6 separate regions of the Homo sapiens genome follow, and regions 2, 3, 4, 5 and 6 are each linked to region 1. The links are chromatin loops, found by intact Hi-C in ENCODE. Cell type or tissue: heart right ventricle. All regions are shown on one strand. Region 1 has its middle 50 kb from the start of IYD. Region 2 overlaps PLEKHG1 (pleckstrin homology and RhoGEF domain containing G1). Region 3 overlaps PLEKHG1 (pleckstrin homology and RhoGEF domain containing G1). Region 4 has its middle 62 kb from the start of PLEKHG1. Region 5 holds the start of PLEKHG1 (pleckstrin homology and RhoGEF domain containing G1). Region 6 overlaps PLEKHG1 (pleckstrin homology and RhoGEF domain containing G1).

Region 1 (4,000 bases):
CTGAATGAATGTATGGAGCAGGGCTCTCTCTCTGTTGAATGGTGATGAGAGTGAGAAATAAACCTTCATTGTACAAAGCCACTGAAATGGTTTTTTGTTACTGCAGCAAGTATTACTTGCTGCTACTAATGCCAAGTATAAATCATATTTAAATCTTTGCCATCCTGGGATTCAATTTAATTATACAAAACTAAATTCATGTCTACTTTAATATTCATGTTTTCTCATAGAAGATACCATTTTTTAAATAATAGGAGCGCCAAGCCCCAGAACATAGCTCTAAGGTGAAAATGTATAATGTCATAACTTATTACATGACATCTGGGTCAAGAGAATAGAGAAGACGGTGGGGTTTAAAAATAAAAAGTAAATAAGGGTTATAAAAAATGCAATACTATATAAAAATTGATCCAATGTATTCAAAAATTAAAGACTCTCTATCTCTTAATAAATACCAAAGTACCACAAGATTCTTTATATACACCAAGGACTAGGCAAGTAGAAAAAACAAACAAACAACTTTAACCTTATAATTCTAGAATGAAGGATCATCTCCAGAGTCCTCAGTAGGGCGCTTATAAACAGCTCCTAAAATCTTGTCAGCACAATCAAGGGCTGTTTCTCAATCTCTTTGTATAAAAAACTAGATTCTGTATTAGTCTGTTCTCAGGCTGCTAATAAAGACATACCCAAGGCTGCGTAATTTATAAAGGAAAGAAGTTTAATTGACTCACAGTTCCATGTGGCTGGGGAGGCCTCACAATCATGGCAGAGGACGAAGAGGAACCAAGACACATCTTACATGGAGGCAGGCAAGAGAGCGTGTGGAGGGGAACTGCCCTTCATAAAACCATCAGATCTCATAAGACTTACTCACTATCACAAGAATAGCACGGAAAAGGCCCACCCTCCCAATTCAATTACCTCCTAGGGGGTCCCTCCCACTGCATGTGGGAATTATGGGAGCTACAATTCAAGGTGAGATTTGGGTGGGGACACAGCCAAACCATATCAGACTTTATTCATTTTGGTTCTTCCTTTGAGGAAACTGAGTCCCATAAGGAAATGGAGGAAAACATGGCCAGCAGTGCCAACTCTCACCCCATTCACTTCCCGCCCTCAAGGGTGTGCTGCCCTTTCCTTAGCACCACCCACTCCAGGGCCGTCACCATCGCAGTGGGGGCTCTCCGTGTTTCCTGAGATCTCAAACCCAAGCGTTTCTTGGGGCAGCAGCGGGGGGCCTCGCCATGGAACTCCCGGCTCCCACGAGGGCTTCCGTGCCTGCTGGCTCTTCCGGCTTTGAGCGTCCGCACGAGAAGCCCCCTGCTGGCCACATTCATGGCGTGGGGACCTCGGGCTAAATAAATTTCATTTCTCTCTTCTCCCTCCTAAGTGTCTTCCACTATTTTCCTTTGTTGGCTCTGGACTTGTTCTAAATGCAGCCCTACTAAACTTTCGGGGGGCCTGAGTGTTTCTGGCATTAAGGGGTGCAGTGGGGCGGGGGGTGCAGAGGGGCTGGGGCTGCGCTGGGAGATGGCGTTGTGTTAAGTGAACGTGGACACAGTGGTATTTACAGCCTCACTAACGTGCCTTGTCTTGCTGCCCTAGCCTCTGACTGTGAATAAAACACTTCTCCTATTTTTTTTTTTAAGACAAATGACAAATAAAGCTGGGTGAAGAAAGTAATCATTTACTTTGTGTCTTCGGACATGACATTTCTTTCCTAACATCTTTCGGAAAGCTGGAGTTCCCTAATGCCCTGCTAAAGAAAATGATTGACATCTTTCAGAGGGCTAGGAAATTTATGCGCTGGAAAACAATTTCCAGGACGTTGGAGATGAGTAATTTCCCTCTCTATCACTATGTGTACAAAAGAAAAGGGACCCAGGGCGCTGATGTAACTGTATGAAAAATAAATGTGTGGCAAAGGAATAGTAAAAATACTTGAACTGAAAACAAAGAGAAGTAATCATTTTTTATAGTTTGGCTGTAGTCACTGAACAATTGATTTAGATGACTAAGTCTAACACATCTGTATTTACACGATCTGGAAGACATAAATTACTAACACGTAGAAAAATTTTGGAGAGGGGAAGTAAACTACAGCTTAAGTATCTGATGAAGTAATCTAGCAAGACTCACTTTTTCATTTCTGCTGAAGTCTTGATTACATCTAGCATGACTGTGCCATCTAGTGGTTTCACAGTAACTGCCTCGAGTTGGAGGATACAGTTCGGAAAATTGCTTTGAATATCCCATGAACTCTTGGGTAGGTGCAAAAGTAATTGCTGGTTTTGCCATTAAAACAGCAATTTCTTTTGCACAAAAATGGCCCAATAAGAAAGAGATTGAAAGAGTATTTCCACGGCACCCACACGCAGCTAGTTCTGAATTACTTAAGCCAATCATGGCATGAAAGCTCATGAACTTCACACAAATGCCTCAATTCAAACCACTGATTTCATCATCTAAAAGCATCTACTCGGTGTCAAAATGCGTATTGTGGCTGTATATCAAAGACACCATCAGGGTCTGTGGGCTTTGTCACTGTCCCCAGATGTTTATCTGCTGAGGAGAGGAGATGCAGGCTTCTCTTTCCTCTGTTTACAAGGTGCTAAGAGATACTGAGAATATCTGTAGCAACTAATAAGATCACAGAAGAACCCCCAAACTCAATAGCCATCCATCAACCAACCAAAGGCTGATGTTATTCACACAATAACGTTGACTTCCCCATATTTCTTGCTCTGAAATTTTGGGGATCTTTGATCATTTTAGCTTTAAAGTTGGAGCCCAGCCACACCAGCTTGTGATCTCTCTTCCTCTACCTGGAATCCCCTGCTCTCTCATCTGCGTTCTGGAGGCCACCAGTGCCCACCTAAGGTTGTTCCCAGCTCGCAAGTATCCCCAGTTCTGTGCAGTTCCCTGCTGAGCCACTCACATTCTCAACTGCGGGGACCTCAATGGCAATCACAGTACGAGAGCCACAAGAAACTCAGGGAAGAAAAATTAGAAAACAGCCTCCAGATCTCCAGGGAAGGAATAGTCATAGTTTATGTTACAAGTTGTTTTGAATAACTGCACACTTCATGTAGATCTATAAAAACGTCAATGTACAGAGTGGTAAAACAGCTAGGCTAAGAGGGGAGCAAGGCGGGGCCAGAACCCTCTATAACCTTTGGAAATGTTAGAGAAATGGAAAAGTGCCATAATTTTTTAAACATAATTCTACTTATTCCAAATCATTGACACGATTTTGAGATATAATTTACATTACATAAAATTCACCATTGAAAAGAGTGCAGCCGAGTGGTTTTTAGTATATTCGCAAAGCTGTGTAACCATCACCTCAAACTGATTTTAGAACATTTTCATTACTCCTAAAATAAACCCATATCCACAGCAATCACTCCCAATGCTCCCTTCCTGCTCCAGCCCTTGGAAATCACAAATGTACTTTCTATCTCTATGGATTTGCCTATTCTGGACATCTTACACAAATGGAATCATACAATATGTGGCCTTTGGTGTCTGACTTCTTTCACTCAGCATGTTTTCAAAGCTTGTCCATCTTGTAGCATCACAGTACTTTCTTTCTTTTTATGGCTGAATGATATTCTGTTGTATGGGTATACCAAACTTTACACATTCATTAATTGATGGACACGTGTTGTTTCTACTTTTACTATTATAAATAATCCCACTATGAACATTCTTACACAAGTTTTTTTATACATAATTTTTTTTCAGTTTTTGTACATGAATATTTTCAAATGCTCTTGGGTATGTATATCTAGGAGTGGAATTTCTGGTTTACATGGTAATTCCATGTTGAGAATTCTATGTGACAATTCTTTAACTCTGAAAAACTGTCCAGTTGTTTTCAGCAGCATCTGCACCATTTTACATTCCCACCAGCAATGTATGAGGGCTCTAATTTCTCTATATTCTTGCCAACACTTGTTATTTTCTGTGTTTAAAAAATATATTACCATTATAG
Region 2 (4,000 bases), 270 kb before region 1:
TACTATTTTGCAGTGAATACTTATCAGGCTATTTTCAAAAGAGTTTCTTGGCTGGACTCTTCTTGAATATAGCCAGCCTGAAAAGTATGGCTGGAAACCACTGTCCAAACAAAACAGATGATAACATTTGTTTTTTATACCTCTTAAAAGTAGATTAGCTATAGATCAGAGCATGCCGCTGCCTAAAAAAATGTCTGGTATATATTTGCTTTCAATACATATTTGTTGAAATGCAAGAACACTCGTGTTTACTCCCTAGGAGACTCTCAGGGCGTGGGGTCAGATGAGAGCATGGAGGGGCAGCAGGCCAGCTCTGAGAGCCCCTGGGAGTCTATGACTTCTATGCTCAGACTTGCTTCCTCAGCTGGCACTGTGTTCCTCCCATGGGTCCATCGTCGGCAAGACCAAAGAGCTCCCTTCTAGTAAGTACCATTAAGGAGTCCAAGGTCCAGACAGAAGAGAACGAGGTCAGGTATTTCCAAAGTATTTCATTCTAATGAAAATTTATTTCAGAAAAAGGCCATAATAACCCTTTGAACTAAGTTAACAAGAAAGCTATATTTTTGTCACTAGTTCTATTGTTGCCTCAAAACGATAGTAACAAAACAGAAAATAAAAAGAATTACTGAGAAAACCCAGAAATTAAGTACTCTCCACATCTCCCATTCCAGACATAATAAAGTGATGCAATTTAGACTAAAATTTGCCAAAAGCCAGTATACCTTTTTCATCCTACTAGGCAAACACAAATACCACAGAACAAGAATTCCATCTTAAAGTAAAAGCTCTGGAAAAAAAGAAGGTAGTAATAATCTTTTACTATGTGACTACTGAAGGTATTACGTGACTACTGAAGTCTTTGATTAGGAAAGGAAAATAGACCTCCCACAAGTAAAATTAGTCACAATTTATGATAACCTGAGGAAAAAAACAGATTCTGGATTTGTCAATTCCATTTGAAGGTGGAGAAAAGCTTATAAGCTCATGATCACCCTCTGAACCCTTTACAAAGGGCCACACAATCACATCAAGGTGTCAAACATACCCTGAATTGCAATTCCATCTTGGCTCGGTCGGATAAGAAGTTTTGACTCAGCCCTTTGAGGAGAGCTTCGATTCCTCCATCCTCTGACCAAAGCCCCCACCATAGCTGCTGGCAGCATGCTCCCCAGGTCGCCGTGGTCCTGCCTTGGTGGGTGGGGGGCCCGGTCAGGCTGTCACCGCAGGAGAATCATGTCCTCCTTGCAGGTGCTACACCCAAGGCTGACAGGTCCGGGCAGTTCCTCCCGCCCTCATCTCCCGCCCACATTCTCATCCTTCTTGCGTTATCAGACCTCCCTCGGGAGGCCCAGGGAAAGAAAGCTTGGGAGGTGAGACAAGAGAAAAACAGACAACAGGAAACATAAAAATGAAGAATAGGAATAAAGTCAATCAACAGAAGAGAAAGGCCAATATCATAAAAGCACAGTCTCCTTTATATGAGTGATCATTCTCGATGCTTCATTTTTTACTTAAAGTCTAATTTTTCAACAAGCAAAAATGACCACGTGTGGGAGGGCTGAGGCGGGGCATGTACCTGCATACCTATTTCTCTTTTCTCAGACTATTTTCCTTGCTAAATTGGAAGAGCTTTCAGGCATTGTTTTTCCAAAGAGAACCATCTTCTACATAAACAGAATTTGTTTACAATATAAGAAAAGTATTTCTAATGTTTGGAGTGTTCACAGAATTATACTGGCATTTGAGAATGACGAAAGTTGGTTAAGAGATTTAATAAAAATCCGAATCAAGTAAACTCTCAAAGACTTTTAAAAGATGAATCGAATCCAATGACCTAATTAGCTCTCCTGTGGAGCCCAGGTAGAGGTGCCTCATCCTGACCAGCTGGTGCCTGAGCTGAGCTCATACACAACACTGCTCCCGTGTGCCCCCTACTGGTCAGGTGCCAGGTGCACACTGGGCAGTGACCAATGACTGCATTGAAACAGGGGGAGGAGCAAGTAGCTCTAGAAAGTTCTAGAATCCCTTGGCCATCTCTGTATGCTATAGTCATTCAGCCTAGGTGGTAGAAGTTGAGATTGAATTGGCTGTAGGCAGCCTGAGAGGTTTTGGTATCATTTACTGTTGTTATGACTTTTACGGGTTACACAGATGGAATGATCCATGCCTGATTTCACTCTTTTTTCCCCCCTTCCCTAGTTACATCTTATTTAATTTAATAAGATCAAGATAGTTTCTGCAGGAGGTAGGCAAATTCCCCGTATCACCTAAAACTGATCACATTTAAATAAAACTACAATTTACCAAAGAAAGAGTATTCTGAGGATACACACCTTACATATTCATTTTGTTGACATTTACCTTATTATTTTGACCTTTCCAAAATTCAGAAAACCTTTAGTATCACTGTGGTCAGAGAGAAAGTCGAAATGCAGGATGGGATTTTAAAATGGTAGAAGAGTAGGAAGCTATTGGCTCTATTCTCTCCACACCCCAATCTCAGGGCGGGATTCCTGCAGCACCATCTCAGAGGGGCAGCCCTTGATGAGAGACACATGTCCTGGGCCTCCTTGTTGGGTGCCTCTCCTTCCTCACTGGAGTGGGATTCCTCTTTTCCACGGGAAGCTCCTTCTGCCACAGAGGGCTGAGCTGGGCTCAGATGGGTTCAGCGGATTGCTGCTCAGGGGCAAAGCCACCTACTCTCTAGGGAAAAGGGCAAAGAGGCCTTCAAAATCTCTGTTCCTGTCACACCCAGAGTCAATAAAACAGGCTGAAGCTGTCTTCTGCTGGGGCCACGCCCTGTGGGAGTGGGGTGGCATCAGGGAAGAGAGCAGGGGAGCCCAGTGCTCAAGTGTGGGGTTTGGTCCTGTCTTGGAAGAGGGGGTTAAGGAGAGATCTTGAAGAACGGCCCAGTGTCACTCATTGGAGACAGGATCAGGAGGTGGGAACACAGCTGTGCATTCACCTGGAACCATCTCTTTGGAACTTCGTGTTCCACTGCAGGAAACTGCAAGGGCTGAGAATTAGGAGTGGTAGGGAGTTGAAGAGAGCCTCTATCAAGAGAAGCAGAAGCAACTTTGACCCCATCCTTAGGGTGAAGTGGCAGAGAAAACGCAGCGATGCTGAAAGCACACACGTGCTTCCTTAACCGGACCTGCTGCGGGTGAACCACGCCTTTCCCGGAGATGCAAAGGGAAGCAGCTCAACAGCAAGCCCATGAAGTCATTTCCCCCCATCCCAAACCTGTCTTATTGTAAGATACACCCCAACCCCCCGCCATGAAAAGGGACACACTGAGAAAAGAAACACATCTAAAGGACTCGGTATGAAGGCTATTAAAAATCTACTAACACCCTCCTAGTGGTGCTCTTCTTGGAGGCCTCGATCATTACTGCTGCCACAGATCCAAAAATCCTCATCCCCCATGGGCCAATCAGAAGTCCAAGGGGAGACACAGGGTTGGCCAGAACCATTTCGGAAGCACAGCAAACTGCCCAAATTCAGACACTGAAACCCCTGCACAGCTGCTGCCATCAGCCACCAGACAGCATATGGAGGTATGTGAGAAAGTAGGCAGATGGAGCCAGTTGAAATTTCAAATACTAGTCCCCAAGCCGCACCTGGATTTCCCACGTAGGAGAACCTCCTTTGTGCATTCGTCATTCCCGAAACAGCCAATCACAGTACTTCTCGCACTTTGTTGCGATGATTTACTTGCTACAGTTTGTCTCACGCAACTATCTATCCCCAAGCCTCAGGGGGCACTTAATGGGATGGAGATTCCCAGGACTTGCTCTGAAATGGCTGTTCTATGAGGTCTAAGATAGTGCCAGGGAGCCTGCATTTTCTAACGCTTTCCACATTTGCTTACATTGTCAGCCTGGATCTAAGGATAATATGAAGATGCCAATTTACTAGCCTGAGGGCTTCTTGAAGTCATGGACCACAGCCTTCTTTGTGCCCAGCATAGCGTATGTACCCAGCACATAGACTGTTGGGT
Region 3 (4,000 bases), 400 kb before region 1:
TCTCTACTAAAAATACAAAGATTAGCCAGGCATGGTGGCGGGTGCCTGTAATCCCAGCTAACAGGGAGGCTGAGGCAGGAGAATCGCTTGAACCCAGGAAGCGGAGGTTGCAGTGAGCCGAGATTGAGCCACTGCACTCTAGCCTGGGCGACAGAGCAAGACTCCGTCTCAAAAAAAAAAAAAAAAAAAAATGCAGATTCTTGCCACCCAACCCTGATCTACTGACTCAAAAGCTCAAGGCACGGAGCCTGGTATCTTTATCACCAGCCCTCACCATGACACTATGGCCTTGTAACTATTTTGAGTTAATTGCAAAATGGCTGCTGGAAGTTTCCTCTCATTGTTGTCTTTCCTCCTGCAGAATGCTGTGATTATCATGAGCTAAGTCTCTCTGTTTCCCCAACTCCCTGCACCTCCCATCTCTTCTGTGTGCCCCAGAATCTCCCAGAGTGAGACGGCCCTGAAGGACAATGTCTGTGATCCCAGCTCAGGCACTTCACTAGGTGGGTGCTCTCCGAGCTCAACTGGACAGTGGGATCAGGGAGCCTCTCTTTCAGAATGGTCATTAGGATTCAATGATCAGCTCAACTGGTGAGTTCCACCCACTCTCCTAGGGCAGGGGTCCCCAACCCCCGAGCCACAGACTAGTACTAGTTCGTAGCCTGTTAGGAACTGGGCCGCACAGCAGGAGGTGAGTGGTGGGCAAGCGAGAGAAGCTTCGTCTGGATTTACAGTGGCTCCTCATGGCTCGCATTACAGCCTGAGCTCTGCCTCCTATCAGATCAGTGGCAGCATTAGATACTCATAGGAGTGTGAACCCTACTGTGAATTATGCATGCGAGGGATCTAGGTTGCAGCACTCCTTGTGAGAATCTAATGCCTGATGATCTGAAGTGGAGCTGAGGCAGTGATGCTAGCACTGAGGAGCAGATTAACGTTAGCAGAGAGGTTTGACTGCACAGAGACCATAATAAATCAATTGCTTGCAGATTCATATCAAAACCCTGTCAGTGAGTGTCAAGGAGCAATTAAGCTGCATCTGGTGGCAGGCTTTATCGTGGCAAGTGAGTTGATGTACTTCAATTGTACAGCTGCATCTGGTGGCCTTAAAAGTATGTTTGAGGCCGGGCGTGGTATCTCACGCCTATGATCTCAGCACTTTGAGAGGCTGAGGCGGGCAGATCACGAGGTCAGGAGTTCAAGACCAGCCTGACCAACACGGTGAAACCGTCTCTACTAAAAATACAAAAATTAGCTGTGCGTGGTGGTGTGTGCCTGACATCCCAGCTACTCAGGAGGCTGAGGCAGGAGAATTGCTTGAACCTGGGAAGGCAGAGGTTGCAGCACCACTGCACTCCAGCCTAGGCAACAGAATGAGACTCCATCTCAAAAAAAAAAAAAAAAAAAAAAAAAAAAAAAGTATGTTTGAGACAACTTCAAACCTCCTTACATTCTGGATTAAAGTCCAGGCGAATATCCTGAGATTGCCACAAAAGCACAAAAGCCTGCTTCCATTTCCAACATCCTATCTTTGTGAAGCAGGGTTTTCTGCAGTGACAGTGACCAAAATAAGATGAGAGCAGACTGGACATAAGCAACACACTTGGGGTGTCGCTGTCTCCCATCACCCCCAGATGGGACTGTCTAGTTGCTCAGGGCTAGAACAAGCTCAGGGCTCCCACTGATTCCACATTATGGTGAGCTGTAGAACGATTTCATTATATATTACCATGTAGTAATAGAAATAAAGTGCACAATAAACGTAATGTGCTTTCATCATCCCAAAAGCCTCCCCCTGCCTCCATCCGTGGAAAAATTATCTTCCACAAAACCAATCCCTGGTGCCCAAAAGGTTGAAGACCACTGTCCTAGGGGATTGTAGCCTTTCTTGCCTCTTTAAAGTTATTTTCATTTTTTAAGGGTAGTATAATTTAACCTACAAAACACTATGCTAAAAATAACTTTTAAAATAATTTTACTCTATTTTGCTACCATCTGTGATATCCCAGTACAAATATTTCGGCTAAGTGGCGATCACGTTTAGTGAAAAAGTGTGGGGCTTGGGGGAGCCTCAACACAGTCACCTTAGAGAAAACAAATGCTTCAATTTTTGTAACCTGATAGCTATCTCTCTCATACATTCAGAGTTTGAGATTATGAGTTGAAATTACTTGCAAACACAAATGTTAGCTCAGTCTCTCTCTGGGAAGTGCAATTACAGAAACATACTAATATATAAAATGCAAAATACCTTCACCTTTATTTTCAATTAATTTGGAGAAGAGTTAAATTTATTTACCACATATACTAATGGGCAATATGGCTATTTCCAAGAAGTTCCCTGGTATCTGTAAAGCTGACTTCAAGAATTTTTTTTTGTCTGGACATTTAATTTTTAAAGTACTGTTTCCAGGATTTCCACTAGGTGTCAGCCAAGGACCATCATTGAATTAAAAGAACGGAAGGCAGCTGGGAGGCTGTAACTAATGAGTTTCCCACAGCTGTGTTGACATTATTAGACTGGTGATACATTTCTTGATGTTTAAAATTTCCCACTATGCATTCATTTCACAGAAATAATAGAAATACATTTTGAAAACTTTAGGAAAATAAGAAATAATCTCGAGGAAAGATGTGGAAAGTTCACTTTAATGATAATCCTGCTTAAATAGAAAATTATGATTACATTATAGTGAATAAAGTATATTAGACAAGCGTGTTTGAGGCTGGGTGTGGTGGCTTGTGCCTGTAATCCTAGCACTTTGGGAGAGGCTGAGGCAGGTGGATCACTTGAGGCCGGGAGTTCGAGACCAGCCTGGCCAACATGGTGAAACCTCATCTCTACTAAAAATACAAAAATTAGCCAGGTGTGGTGGTGTGCGCCTGTAGTCCCAGCTACTCGGGTGGCTGAGGCACAAGAATACTTGAACCCAGAAGGTGGAGGTGGCAGTGTGCTTTTTCTTGTATGGAGATTGCACCACTGCACTCCAGCCTGGGTGACAGAGTGAGACGCTGTTTCAAAACAAAACAAAACAAAAAAAGGTGTTTTTATTGCCAGTGGGAATAATGTGGTTAGGATGCTCTTTGGAGCCAGATAGACCAATCCAGGCTTGGTCATGTACTAGTTATATAAACTTGGGCAGTTTATTTAATGTCTCTCAGCCTCTGTTTTTATTTTTTCTAGAATGGGAAGAATAAGAACTACCTCATAACATATTTTGGTGAGGGTGAAATAAGAATATAAAGTACTCAGCACAGTGTGTATGCTCAATAAGTTGTAACTGAAAAGATGTTTTTAGATAGAAAGGATCGACAACTTGGGGAGAAAGTACGATGTTATATTGACTATATTAACCATTTGAATACTTAAAGGGAACTTCCTGAGGCACACACGCCTAGCGTGGGAGAAAGACAGGTATGTAAGGGGGTCTCATTTTGTAACTGCCTTTCAGAATCTTGTTAGCAATTTTGATTTTCCCAGCAGACAGGTAAACAATGGGTGGGGCCCATCAAAGATACTCTGCCATTGCTCAGAAGGGCATTCTAAGGCACCAGGCCAGCAACAAAATGACTAATCATAAAGAAAATGCAGTCCCCTCTCTGCATGAGCTCCCTTTCATCTCATAACACCCTGACGAAATGAAAACTCATGCTTAGGTCCAAGTCCACACCTATGCACATTCATTTCCTGAGGACCAAATCATTGCTGGCAGTCCTGAGAACAAGCTTCAAATGCTTGTCAAAATATACAGAGAACAAAACAGACTGTCCCCTTTCTCAGAAATCTCAGCCCTTATTTTCCACCCAGTTCAATTTTCATGATCATCATCCCATTGTCTGCTCCACCTCACTCCTCCCAGCCCCAACTTGGACTGTTTCACCATCCATGTGAATAATCCACCCACCACCCTAGTTCCTTGACCACTTTCTAATGACCTTTTCCTCCACTCCAGAGCAGCAGCACAGAATCAGAGCCACCTCCAGAACCTGATCACACTCA
Region 4 (4,000 bases), 120 kb before region 1:
GTCTAAAGTGGACCCACGCCCTTTGCCTCGGTTCTTTCCCTTTCTATTTTATAAGATTTTCCCCTTCTATTTCCTTTTCTGTACCTTTAATCTTGCATTATCCACTCATTCCTTTTCATGAAAAAGCTTTTGTCCATTCATCTCCCTGTGCAAAATAACGTGGAACTTGAGTAGGCAGTCCCTCTCAATGATTGACATGGCAGAGTGCTGACCTCAGGAAGCTCAGGCACTGAAAGGAAAGATGAGGTATGAGTAAGTGTTGCATGAACATGAGAGATGCAATCAGTGTGACTTGAGTTCAGGGAAGAAGGCATTCATCACCAGAGAGGTGGTAAAAAGGTTTCATGGAGGGCCTGGGCTAGAAGGCTAGGTCTGGGAGGATTGCTGAAGGCAGAAATTGGAAAGGGGGCACCAGCCAAGGGGAATAGCATAAGAAAAGGCATGGAGGCAGGAAAGCCTAGAGAGTATCTGGCAAAGGGGATTTTCCAGTTTTGAGGGGCACATGGAACATCTGGGGACTAGTAGAGGATAAGGTATATGGCAGAGGATTGTGAATGCCATCCTAGTGTAATGTCTTGTAGGTAATGGGTAGCAAAGTGACATCGTGAGAATGTGAATTAGGGAGGTTATTCTGGTGGCAAAGTTCAGGATGAACCAGAGTGTGGTGACGTGAAGGCCAGAAGAACAGTTGAGAGGCTGTTTCTAAAGTCCAGAACTGCTGGGCTCCTGTCCAGTCCTTGGATGATAGCAGCAGAAATGGAAGAAAACAATTGTTTGACATATTGGAGGTGAACATTGCTATTGTCTTGAGTAAAGGAGAAAGGAACATCAAAGTTATCTTTGAGCCTGAGCTCAGGTACTGAGAAAATGAAAAATGAGAAAAGGAGAAATGGGAAGCAATGGGGAAGACTCAGAAGCCTGAGAGGGGTAGGACATGAGTTCAGTTCTCACTGAGTCGATGTTTCAAGGTCAGTGGGACATTCAGAAGAGGCTGGATCCAGCCAGTGCATTGACATCTGGCTGAAGGCTCTGGAAAACAGAGTTGGAGATAAATAGTTGAGAGCATTTTGCCTGTGGGTGAAAGCTCTTTGGAAGTGCAGAGCTCTGGCTGGGGTGCTGGCTCATGCCTGTAATCCCAGCACTTTGGAAGGCCAAGGTGGGAGGATTGTGTGAGGCTAGGAGCACAAGACCAGATGGGGCAACATCGGGAGACCCCATCTCTACAAAAAAATTTTTTAAAAAAGTAGCCAGGCATGGTGGTACATGCCTGTGCTCCCAACTACTCAGGAGATTGAGGTCTGAGGTTGGAGGATTGCTTGAATGTGGAAGGTTTCAGGCTGCAGTGAGCAGTGATCATGCTACTGCACTCCAGCCTGGGTGACAGAGTGAGATTTGTCTCCAAAAAAAAAAGGAAAAGGAAAAGAAAAAGAATGTGCTCAGTGAATAGGGGCAATGATACTGAGCAGAAACCAATTATATTGACCTCTTTAACCCAACCCTATTTTGGCTTGTGATAGGTGCTCAAAACATATTGAAGAAATGAATGAATTATGAGATGCTCAATATGTTTGCTAAATGAATAAAACAACAAATGAAAAAATGACAGATGGATAAATTTATGGAACCCTGTATAGACAAATGAAAACAGAATAGGACTGAGAGCTCACTATTAGAAGTATCATGTGAAATGTATTTTTACAAAAGTTCATGAAGAACTTGAAAACATCTTTGTTAGACAAGTAGCTGGAGGCTGTGCTGCAAGCATGCTTCCTTGCATAGAGTAGCCAATGTGCCCTCTCTCTGCTCTGTGGGGATTTCTGGGACATTGCAGAGGTTTTCTGGCTTCTGAACCTCTGTTTCCTGGCTGCAGCTGGGTTCTGGGCCATCTTTTGTTTCATTCAGTTTCACATCAGAAGATCCTCTTGGATGTTGGCTCTCAGCTGGGAAATGGAAACTATTTGTGCTGTCATGAAGGAAGCTTTCTGCATCTGGCAGGGTCTCAGGGCTGGAACCAGCATAAAGAGAAAATTAGGAAATAATCAAGCAGGCTGTGGTCTTCGTGTGTTTTATTGTTAGTATTCCAGTTACTGGGAGGATGTCTAAAGCTCTTCCCGGTTTACTGTCTTGAAAATTAAAAGAAAAAGACTAGCAACACTCCATACAGCTCAAACTCATCAGCATAAGTGTCCCAGCAAGAAGGGCCATAAGAATCTGTGAATAAAGCAAGATGGCCTGGATGATCAATGCAGGCTGGCAGGATGGTTTTCCATTTGCTCACTGCTTGGCTGGCACAGGCTTGCAGCAACAGAACAAAGCCTATTTTGTGCTTCCCAGAGCACCCTGCTGTACTTTCGAGGGTTTTTCTTTTCCCCAGACGCCTGCTTTAGGGACCTTTAGCCCTTTCCTTCAAATTAGGCCACTGTTTAGCTGGCATTTGGCATAACAAGGGCCGATGTCTATTTGATACTTATAACTTTTGCATGTCCAGTGGGGAGGCAGAAACCCATGAGGTATACTTTAAGGATAGAGAGCACTCCCTCCACAACCAAGAGTCCCACCCAAAGGCTAACATATCTGAAATCCTCCCAGAAAATTTTTATAAAGCAGAGGTTGTTGATCCCACTGCTCCTGCTCTAGGGTCCCTTCTCTATCACCTCCAGTGAGTGGCGACCCCATATGGCCTGAAGACCTTCAAGGACAGGATGCCACCCCAGGAGGCAGCCTGCTGCATGAATCAACAATGCTCGCTCCTTATTTCAGAAAGTTCCAGCGATGACTGAATTAAAATCCACCTCCCTGGGTTGCATCTAATACTTCTTCCACATAACAGTTTTTTAAATATTTGAAGAGAACTAGTGTGTCACCATTTGCCAAACTAAATATCTTCAGCTGTTTCTCATTGGTCAAGATTACTAGCACAGATTAAAGCAGATATTGTCCTCCCGCTCTTCCTCCCTCCCACTTGCTCCTCTTTGAATTCCCACAAGTATTTCTGCATCTACATGCGCCAGAAACTGTGTTAGACATCATTTCCCTCCATCATATAACATGTACACTTTAAAGGGAAGTACAGAACTAACACATAAGCTGTGTGAGGTCATGAAAGAGCCCATACTTCGGAGTTATGTAGATTTAAAGGATCTCAATTCCAGTCTCAGTGTGTCTTTCCTTTGATTTGATTTGCTTAAAGTTTTTTCTTTATTTGTAGTTATTATGGGTACATAATAGTTGTCCATATTTATGGGGTACATGTGATATTTTGATACAAGCATACAATATGTAATGATATGTCCTTCCTTTTAGCTGTAGGATCCTTTCAAGTTTTTTTTTGTTGTTTTTTTGTTTTTTTGTTTTGAGACTGAGTCTCGCTCTTGTCACCCAAGCTGGAGTGCAGTGGCACAATCTCGGCTCACTGCAACCTCCACCTCCCAGGTTCAAGGGATTCTCCTGCCTCGGCCTCCTGAGTAGCTGGGATTACAGGCGTCTGCCACCATGTCTGGCTAATTTTTGTATTTTTAGTAGAGACGGGGTTTCACCGCGTTGGCCAGGATGGTCTCGATTTCCTGACCTCGTGATCTGCCTGCCTCGGCCTCCCAAAGTGCAGGGATTACAGGCATGAGCCACCACGCCTGGCCCCCTTCAAGTTTTTTTAACCAGGATGAACATCAATTTCCTTATTCATAATATGAAGGCAATAATCTATCTCTTTAGAGAGAATATGTGCAAATTGCCTGGCACATCACCTGGACTGAGGGGGAACTCAATCATGGAATGATTTGGCCCATTAAACCACACCCTTATGTCAAATAAGAGCATGGAATAGTCTTGATCATCAAAATGTACCAGCTACAAATCCACCATCTGTGAGCTTGTTCAGCATGCCATCTGTGTTTTCATTCATGTTACTGATAAAAGTGTTGACCAGGATGTGACCCAGTGCCCCTTTCCAAGGACACTACTCTCTTGCACCTTTATTTTGTTAATAAGTATTTTTTGGTCA
Region 5 (4,000 bases), 180 kb before region 1:
TTTTTTGTATTTTTAGTAGAGACGGGGTTTCACCGTGTTAGCCAGGATGGTCTCGATCTATAATTTTTTCTTAAAGACTGAACCATTACATTTAATTAAAAATATGTCTCCATGCAACCAACATTTCTTAGGCAGTGCAGTTCAAGAGGGGCAGGGGAGAGAGAAGAGAACCTTGGTTAAATCACAGTTCTGACAGTCCAGAGCTATGTATAAACTTCTGCAAAATCATACACTCCTGGGACTTGGTTTATCAACAACAATCATCTTCAAAGCACACCATATGTGCCAAACACTGATACGAATCATTTCATTTAATCCTTGGCATAACTTGAGACAAGGGCGGAGAAGAAAGGAGGAAAGGTGTGAAAATGAGGAAAGGTGAGAAAACCGAGAGACACCAACTATGATTTTTACTTTTCCTGGTTATGAAATAATCCATATCTAAGTAATTTCCTTAAAGAAGTGAAGGTCTCAAAGCTACAGAGACGTAGATGTGAGCATCACACAAGTAGGCTAATTCTAGATCACTGGATCTTAACCAGACTTCCTAAATCTTTAAGATGTAGGGCTGGACTAGGTCATCCAAGAGCCCTTCTGGGTTTAATATTCCAGGGACCTAATCATGCTGCAGGAGGATTAAAAGATGACAACTGCTTGAAAGACCAACCACCAGCAATGAAAGGAGTGGAGAGGAAAAGAAATCTGCAAAAAAGTGAACGGCCGCCATTAAGATAATAGCTTCAGGAATTGCTTTTGGTTGACGAAGGGCTCAAGAGATTTAGTGCTACTCAAGCATTTCCCATATTTATGGGACAGACTATGAACCATTCGATCTTAATTAAATCACTGAAAAATCATATCCGCAAAGGGGGAACACAACATAGGACTGGTTATTCTTGGTTTTGAAAAATTATGTTGCCACTTCCTATTGTTTTAAAAATGATCATTTAACTTCTTTGAACTACAGCCTGAATCCCCCACTGAAATATTTAAGCCTGTATTCGGTGACAGTCACCTATATTAAAGGCATTGAAGGAAGCTGGTGCCCCTAATTCAGGGTGCCCATTTAGAGTAGGGGAAGCAGGAAAATGCCACCAAGGACGAGCAGAATCGGGGCAGTTATCTGGCATCTGATTGCCAGGTAACTGTTTCTCACTTTGCTTTGCCCTTTAGCAGAGGACTTGGGGGGCTGCTACACAAGGATGGGGAAGGTCGTGCAGCCATTGCTGTTGACTGTGGACTGCTACTGATGACCTATTTGAGGATGAAGCCAGGGAGGTGGGAGCACTCTGAAGAAAAAAGTTTCTTTAGTCAGGTGGTTTGGTGGCTTAGAATTGGGACCTCAAATGAGACAAAAAGTCAAGTCAGGAATTGGGAAGCCAGACTCAAAATGCTGAGAGAGTCAAACATCAACCCGTTACTTTTCTCTCTGTCTTAAATATTGTAGACCAAATTACAGGGGGTAGGGGTTTGGGAGGGGGATGAGGAATGAGCAGGAGGCCGTAGAAGCTATCTGGTTCGTGTGCACTGCTTTATAAGGGAGGCAGCCAAGACGACCAGAGGCAAGTATCTTGCCCAGGGTCCCACAGGGCAAAATTAAAGTTCGAAAATTTTCTGATCTCCTGAAATGATGGGCTTGGAAATGTTTTTAACAGCAATTTAATCAAAATCCAAAATCTCTACATTTTTTAGAAGTATGCTGTCTACAGAATCTGAGAATCCAGAAGATGCCGGTTTTAACACCTGGTTGTTATTGTACCGCATTACAGGACCTACCCAAGCCCGGAATTCTGTTAGATGACAAACTGGACCCTAGAGTTAACATTCTAGTCTTTCCCCCGGTCTAAATACAAAACACAATATAGTTCTGTATCCAATCTGTTCAAAACTCCTAAACCAACTCTCAGTCTGAGATGGTCCTCGCGGGGTGATACCTGCCCCAAACACCCACACTCGGTGATTTCGAAAATACGTGCAGTAGCCTCGGCCACCTGCGGGTGGTACAAAGGGCGCCTTGAGGACCAGAGCTGGATGAAACGCCGGCTTACAAACCCCGCTCCGCCAGCACATTCAAGTCAAGGATCCAGCTCATTGTTTCCGAGGAGCGGAATGAATTGACCAGCCGAGCGCCGTTCTCCCAGTTAGAGCGTTCCCAAGCTTCCGGCTTCGGAACGGGGCTCACCGCGAGGACACAAAAGGGGCGAGCTCGGGCATCACTGCGGTTCCCCGCCGCCCGCCGAGGCCAGAACGCTCGCAGAGTCGCGGCCGCCCAGGTGTTACCGTTTACCCCGTGACGGAAGAGCCACAGGCTCTTGACTCCCCACCCCCTGAAAAGCGCATCTGCAGAACGGGGGCGCCCCCAAGCCCTGAGCGCCGCAGCAGCTCGGCCGCCGCCCCCACCGCGCGTCCCCGGGTCCTCGGGCTCCCGGCTTCGCTGCTGGGGAGCTGACCCAGCTGACTGGCTGTGGGGTCCCGTTCTGGGGCTGTCCTGCTGAGTCGGGGGTGGGGAAGCGGTGGCTACAACTCCCGGGTGCTCGCAGAAACTCCTCTGCGCGCTGATGTTGCAGCCGCTGGGGCGAGGGGCGGGAGCACCGGGAACTTGGGGGCGCGGAACCCCAAGCGGGGCGGCGGCGGGCAGCATCCCCGACCCGACTCCGACCCCCGAGACGCGGCGCCCCCCAGCGCCCTCCGTCCCCACCGCGCGGTGCCCCCGGCGCCCTCTGTCCCCACCGCTCGGCGCCCCCCAAGGCCCTCCGTCCCCACTGCGGAGGGGCGCGCAGGGGGCCGGCGGGGCCCGGGTACCACGCTCCGCCCGGCCCCACCTGCGGATGTGGGGCTCCCGCCGGAGGTCCCCGGGTCCCCCCTCCCATCCCTGGAAAAGTCCCCAGGGCGTCCGGGCCCGACCGGCGCTTACCCGGGGAGGGACGGCTTCGCATGCCCGGGCGGCGCTCGCAGGTCGGGCGGGGAGGGTGCGGGCTGCGCTGCGCCGGCTCGGGCTGCCGGAGCGCCCTGCAGCCGCCGTCGGGCTCGGGCTCGGGCTCAGGCTCGGGCTCCGACTTCCTCTTCCTCGGGCTCGGCCCCACTGCTCGGCCGCGCCCCGGCCCGCCCCTCCCCGCGCCCAGACGCCAGCTTCGGCGGCCGGAGCAGTGGATCGCTCGTCCCGCCTCCCCTCTGCCCTGAGGGTGAAAAAGGTGGAGAGGAGGGGGGCGAAGAGAAAGAGAAATTAGGCACTTGGCCTTGTCTCTGGAGCCTTGCCAAAGAGAACAGTCAAATTACAGCTTCGGGGGGAATAAAGTTTTTTTTTTTTTTAATTCTGCTACTGTTTTCGCAGACACATCACTTTTTTTCATTTTCCTAGCTCTTCAGGTTTAGCTTTCCTTTGGACGTAATAATTTCCTATGTGAGTCCTTTAAAATAATACCCAAAATCATGGTTTTAGTGAACATTCTAGTTTTACATAGAAGCTTTGCCGGTAATCAAGTGAAAAGAGGGGGAAGCCCGGTGTTCTTCAGGCGTCATTACCCTAATCACCTCGGTTAAAGCACCAAACGACCTTTGCCTAGAGAAAGTAAAAGTGGAAACGGAGGTAAAGAATAACCGGTGACAGCCAGAGAGATGTTTAAAGGCACCGGCTCTGCAGTAAAGTTATGACTCCAATCAAAGGTGCCTGCAGCGACAGTTAAAGGCATGTGAAGTCATTTCTTAACACTAATCTCCCGCCAAAGTCGGACGTATCAGGGTCGCCTGTGGACCCCCTTAGGTTTGGTGGTGGATTTGATTGCACTCTTAGTTGTTAACAGACCTTCAGCCTTACCACTTGCTAGCTGTGTGGCCTTGAGAGAACGCTTTAACCTCTCTGTGTTCTGTCTGTTTCCTCATCTGTAAAATGGAGATGATGATGATGATGATGATGATAGTGCCTACCTCATAGAGTTGCTGTATGTGATTTAAATAAGAGAATGTGCGTGAAGGGCTTAGGAGACTGTCTGGCACATGCTCT
Region 6 (4,000 bases), 320 kb before region 1:
TAGGGAATAGGGGTGGAGACATAGAAGAAGGGAGAGAGGAACAGTAGGAGATACATTGGTCTGAAGCCCTAAATAAAGAATGCATTTAAAACATTTTATGAGGTTATTTAGTAGAGACAGTAATGTTCATCTCAGCAGGTAAGCACCACCAAAATCTTTCTTACTTTCTTCCTTATTTATTTATTTTTTGAGATGGAGTCTTGCTCCGTTGCCCAGGCTGGAGTGCAGTGATGCAATCTCAGCTTACTGCAACCTCCACCTCCCGGGCTCAAGTGATTCTCCTGCCTCAGCCTCCTGAGTAGCTGGGACTACAGGCATGCACCACCACTTCCGGCTAATTTTTTTTTTGGATTTTTAGTAGAGACAGGGTTTCACCATGCTGGTCAGGCTGGTCTTGAACTCCTGACCTCAAATGACCTGCCTGCCTTGGCTGTCCCAAAGTGCTGGGATTACAGGCATGAGCCGCCACACCCAGCCTCTTCCTTTTTATTTTTAGTGAGGGTGGTGGGGGATACACCATCACTAAATGATAGGTTTTACAATGAGAATGGCTTTGTTATACATAATGCATGCCAGAAACTGCAGGTTGTTTACAAAAATTGTTTCCTACCTTCTTTGGACACACGGCTAGACTGCACCTCCCATCCTCCCTTATAGGATGTAGCCAGGTAACAAGATTCTCATTGGGAGTTTGAGAAAAGGGATGTGCATCAGTTCTGTCTGTCTCAGAAACCTTCCCCGTATGTATCTCCATGTCTCCTTGCCCGTCTAGTTGACTGGGATGGCAACCTCAGAAGCCATGTCCTGAAGACAGCAAGGCCTCCTCAGCCTGGGTCCTTGAATGACTGCATGGAGGAGTGCTGCTCCTCCTCACCTGAACACTTGCAAAGGATGGTTACAGGACAAAGAAAGAAACTTGGGTGAAGTCACTAGATTTGGAGATCTGTATGTTACTGATATAGTTTGGATCTGTGTCCCCGCCCAAACCTCATATTGAAATGTAATTCCCCGTGTTGGAGGTGGGGCCTGGTGGGAGGTGACTGGATCATGGGGGCGGATTTCTCAGGACAGTGAGTGAGCTCTCGTAAGATCTGGTTGAGTGTGCGGGCCCTCCCTGCGCTCTTTTTTTTTTTTTTTTTTTTTTTTTTTTGAGATGGAGTCTCACTCTATTGCCTAGGCTGGAGTGCAATGGCGCTATCTTGGCTCATTGCAACCTCTGCCTCCCAGGTTCAACTGATTCTCCCGCCTCAGTCTCCCCAGTAGCTGGGATTACAGGTGCACACCACCACACTCGGCTAATTTTTGTACTTTTAGTAGAGACAGGGTTTCACCATGTTGGCCAGGCTGGTCTTGAACTCCTGACATCGTGATCCGCCCACCTCGGCCTCCCCGAGTGCTGGATTCCAGGCGTGAGCCACTGCACCTGGCCACCACGTTCTCTCCTGACATGTGTCATGCCTACTCCCTGTTCGCCTTCTGCCATGGTTGGAGGCTTCCTGAGACCTCATCAGAAGCAGATGCTACTGTGCTTCCTGTAAAGCCTGCAGAACCATCAGCCAAATACATTTCTTTTCTTCATAAATTACCCAGTCTCAGGTATTTCTTTATAGCAACACAAGAATGGCCTAATATAGTTACTGTGGCTTAGCCTATCCTTAATGAAACACTATGTGTTCCAGATATTTAAAGCTGTCATTTTCAACCAGGGACAATTTTGTCCTCCAGGGGGCACTTGGCAATGGCTAGAGACATTTTTGGTCGTCACAAGTGGGGACGGTGGTGGTTCTATTAGCTTCTAATGGATAGAAGTCAGCCTTGCTGCTAAACGTTCCTACAACGTACACAACTCTCCCTCATAGCCAAGAACTATGCAGTCCAGAACGTCTATGGTACTGCTGGTGCCTGCTCTAGAGAGATTAAGAAGAGGGCTGAACTTTGAACCTTCTGTTATAGTCAAAGGGGAGGTATGCAGTGAAAGCAGTGGGTTTCGGAGAAAGGCCTGCTTTTCAGTTCCAGCTCAACCACTAGCCAACTATGTGACCTGGGGGATAAGTCACTTTGTCCTCTGTACATTCAATATTCTCATGCTAAAATAGGAATTAAACTAGTACCCACATGATGGGACAGTGAGTGAGCAAATTAAGTGCCTAGTGCCTGATACATGGTAAGTGCTCAAATATTAATTGCTGCTAATGTTATTTTTTAGTGTTTTTGTATTATTGAGGCGTCTATCTAGAAAATTTAGAAATGGTAGCTGAATAGTATGTTTATAGCTGCGGGAATCTATTGAGGTGATGGGGATGGTTACAAAACTTAAGATGTCACAAGACACTCATTGCCTACATTTTGACTCAAGATCTAGCCATAAAAGTTTGGAGCAAATAACCCAACCTGACATCAGTCACAAAGTACACATGAACTCTTGTGTTCAGCCGACAGCTACTTTTGCAGAGCAACTCTGCAAATCTCAACTCATTTTGCTCTCACCGAATGCTGCCCACCTTGAACTGTTTTCATTGGTCATTAGCAATCAATCAGCAGGTATTTATATCACATTCAAAATGGGCAAACCCATTAGAAATGAAAAGAAGTGAAAGATCAGTTCTCCCTGCCCTCCTTCCCAGATCAGGTTGCAGTATGAAGATATGAACACTCAAAATCACTCACTGTTGCCACCTTCTAGGTTTGTGCTGCTGTTGTTGAGGTGGTGAAAGACGAGAGTAAGGTTAAGGTAAGGTGGGGAATAAGGGGTCATAATAACAACAACAATAACACAGAGATATGGAAATATGTAGTCAAAGTGAGATTTTTGAGAGATTATGTAAAATGATTAGATGTACTATTTAAGGAGTGACTCCGAAATAAGCAGAAAACTAACACGTTTGTCTCCAAATTATCATAGATATTAAATGGTTTTAAGAAAGATCTCATTCACCCGTTACGATAAAATCCCTTGGAGGAAAAAAATAGACACATTCACATAAAAGTGCTCAAATGCCTCATAAAAAAGTACATTAAATGATGCCAAGTACCACAGTGTAAGTTCCTTATTAAATCCACCCACATAACGAGCCTTCATTTAAAACAATCCCTACCAACTCCTACGCTTGAGCATGGAACACATTTTTCTCCCTCGGTATTTAAAAAACGTTAGTCTAAGTGAACCTTGTAAGAAGTGTCCAATAAATGTTATTTAAATTGGAGGGAAAATATGGAGAGAAGATATCTGTTAAGTAAAAAGACAATAAAATCTGCGACAATTCCCCTCTTCTCAACAGCCTTCTTTCTTGGTGCAAAACCTGCCTCTTTTAGTCCAGCATCCTAAGCAGGTAAGGCTGGGCCAGGGAATGCCTATGCACAACCATTCCACTATGGCTAAGGAAAAAGAGTAAGATGCACACTGCCCTTTCCATACCAAACAATTTTGTCTCTCTAGCAGGATCAATGGGAAGACAGGCTTAATCAGAAACCACCTCCACACTTGACAGTACTGTCCTCAAGGGAGGGGTGCCCCCAGGACAAAAGCCAACTCAGATTCCATTTCATCCAAGTCACAGACATCTCACAGGGCTAAGAGCTAAGTGTCCAGGCAGAGTATGTGCTGAAATCACTGCACAAGCTCTCTGGGCCTGAATCCTGGATTTCCTTCTTTCATTCTGCACAAATTTTGGAGAAGGTTTGCTTCCCCAGCATAAGACAGTTTTCAATTAATTGGATATCACCAGTACAAAGAGAAGCCTCTTCTAGGCTATGGCAGTGGGGAGAATAGCTTTCAATGTGTTTCAGGGCACTAAGTGTGTGAAAAACACCCTTCTCTCTTTTATCTTCCCTGACACTGTCTGTACGATCACTCAATAAACAAAGAGTCCACATAGACTAACGAACACAGAGCTTGGGGTTGGTGATCACCATTCTAATCCTTGTTTAGCTACAGTTTTGAATAATGCTGAATGCTTCCCATAAAGATATGCTTATGCTTCTGCTGTTTAAATTTTGAACA

What was found. A loop is a pair of places that touch in the nucleus more often than their neighbours do. Peaks named below come from ENCODE experiments on the same cell type or tissue, not always from the same donor. Only the 100,000 strongest peaks of a DNase experiment are listed, where the experiment ranks them.
Region 2: a loop joins it to region 1, with 4 times the contacts of the local background. A loop is called at or near these places in 18 of 110 quality-filtered maps.
Region 3: a loop joins it to region 1, with 15 times the contacts of the local background. A loop is called at or near these places in 108 of 110 quality-filtered maps.
Region 4: a loop joins it to region 1, with 3 times the contacts of the local background. A loop is called at or near these places in 6 of 110 quality-filtered maps.
Region 5: it touches region 1 in a loop (14-fold over the local background); 57 of 110 quality-filtered maps call a loop at or near these places.
Region 6: a loop joins it to region 1, with 4 times the contacts of the local background. A loop is called at or near these places in 32 of 110 quality-filtered maps.

What each region holds. Positions count from the first base shown.
Region 1 is chr6:150,416,535-150,420,534 of GRCh38, reverse strand. No RefSeq gene overlaps it. Among named protein-coding and RNA genes, the nearest start is that of IYD, 50 kb to the right of the region's middle. RefSeq lists enhancers at 568-1,134, 1,148-1,442, 1,135-1,703. In heart right ventricle, CTCF peaks have their summits at 1,325 (motif pointing left) and 2,193 (motif pointing left); a DNase peak (open chromatin) is centred at 1,324; H3K4me3 peaks cover 1,455 bases; H3K27ac peaks cover 2,386 bases.
Region 2 is chr6:150,684,036-150,688,035 of GRCh38, reverse strand. All of the region lies in intron 2 of PLEKHG1 (pleckstrin homology and RhoGEF domain containing G1), which reads right to left. Among named protein-coding and RNA genes, the nearest start is that of PLEKHG1, 86 kb to the right of the region's middle. In heart right ventricle, CTCF peaks have their summits at 1,752 and 1,954 (motif pointing left); DNase peaks (open chromatin) are centred at 375 and 3,153; H3K4me3 peaks cover 2,261 bases; H3K27ac peaks cover 4,000 bases.
Region 3 is chr6:150,813,746-150,817,745 of GRCh38, reverse strand. All of the region lies in intron 11 of PLEKHG1 (pleckstrin homology and RhoGEF domain containing G1), which reads right to left. Among named protein-coding and RNA genes, the nearest start is that of MTHFD1L, 50 kb to the left of the region's middle. RefSeq lists an enhancer at 3,897-4,000. In heart right ventricle, a CTCF peak has its summit at 2,418 (motif pointing right); no DNase peak of the experiment used is centred here; H3K27ac peaks cover 2,514 bases.
Region 4 is chr6:150,535,990-150,539,989 of GRCh38, reverse strand. No RefSeq gene overlaps it. Among named protein-coding and RNA genes, the nearest start is that of PLEKHG1, 62 kb to the left of the region's middle. In heart right ventricle, no CTCF peak of the experiment used is centred here; a DNase peak (open chromatin) is centred at 1,889; H3K27ac peaks cover 2,598 bases.
Region 5 is chr6:150,598,932-150,602,931 of GRCh38, reverse strand. It overlaps PLEKHG1 (pleckstrin homology and RhoGEF domain containing G1), which reads right to left and starts at 3,047. Exons shown (of 17, transcript NM_001029884.3): 1 at 2,915-3,047. RefSeq lists silencers at 2,370-2,539, 2,750-3,229, 3,025-3,319, 3,500-3,559. In heart right ventricle, a CTCF peak has its summit at 2,007; DNase peaks (open chromatin) are centred at 2,211 and 3,071; H3K4me3 peaks cover 2,957 bases; H3K27ac peaks cover 2,925 bases; H3K27me3 peaks cover 2,485 bases.
Region 6 is chr6:150,739,715-150,743,714 of GRCh38, reverse strand. All of the region lies in intron 3 of PLEKHG1 (pleckstrin homology and RhoGEF domain containing G1), which reads right to left. It overlaps LOC124901430 (a long non-coding RNA gene), which reads left to right. Exons shown (of 3, transcript XR_007059811.1): 3 at 773-4,000. Among named protein-coding and RNA genes, the nearest start is that of MTHFD1L, 120 kb to the left of the region's middle. RefSeq lists enhancers at 722-1,222, 1,223-1,723. In heart right ventricle, a CTCF peak has its summit at 1,727 (motif pointing right); no DNase peak of the experiment used is centred here.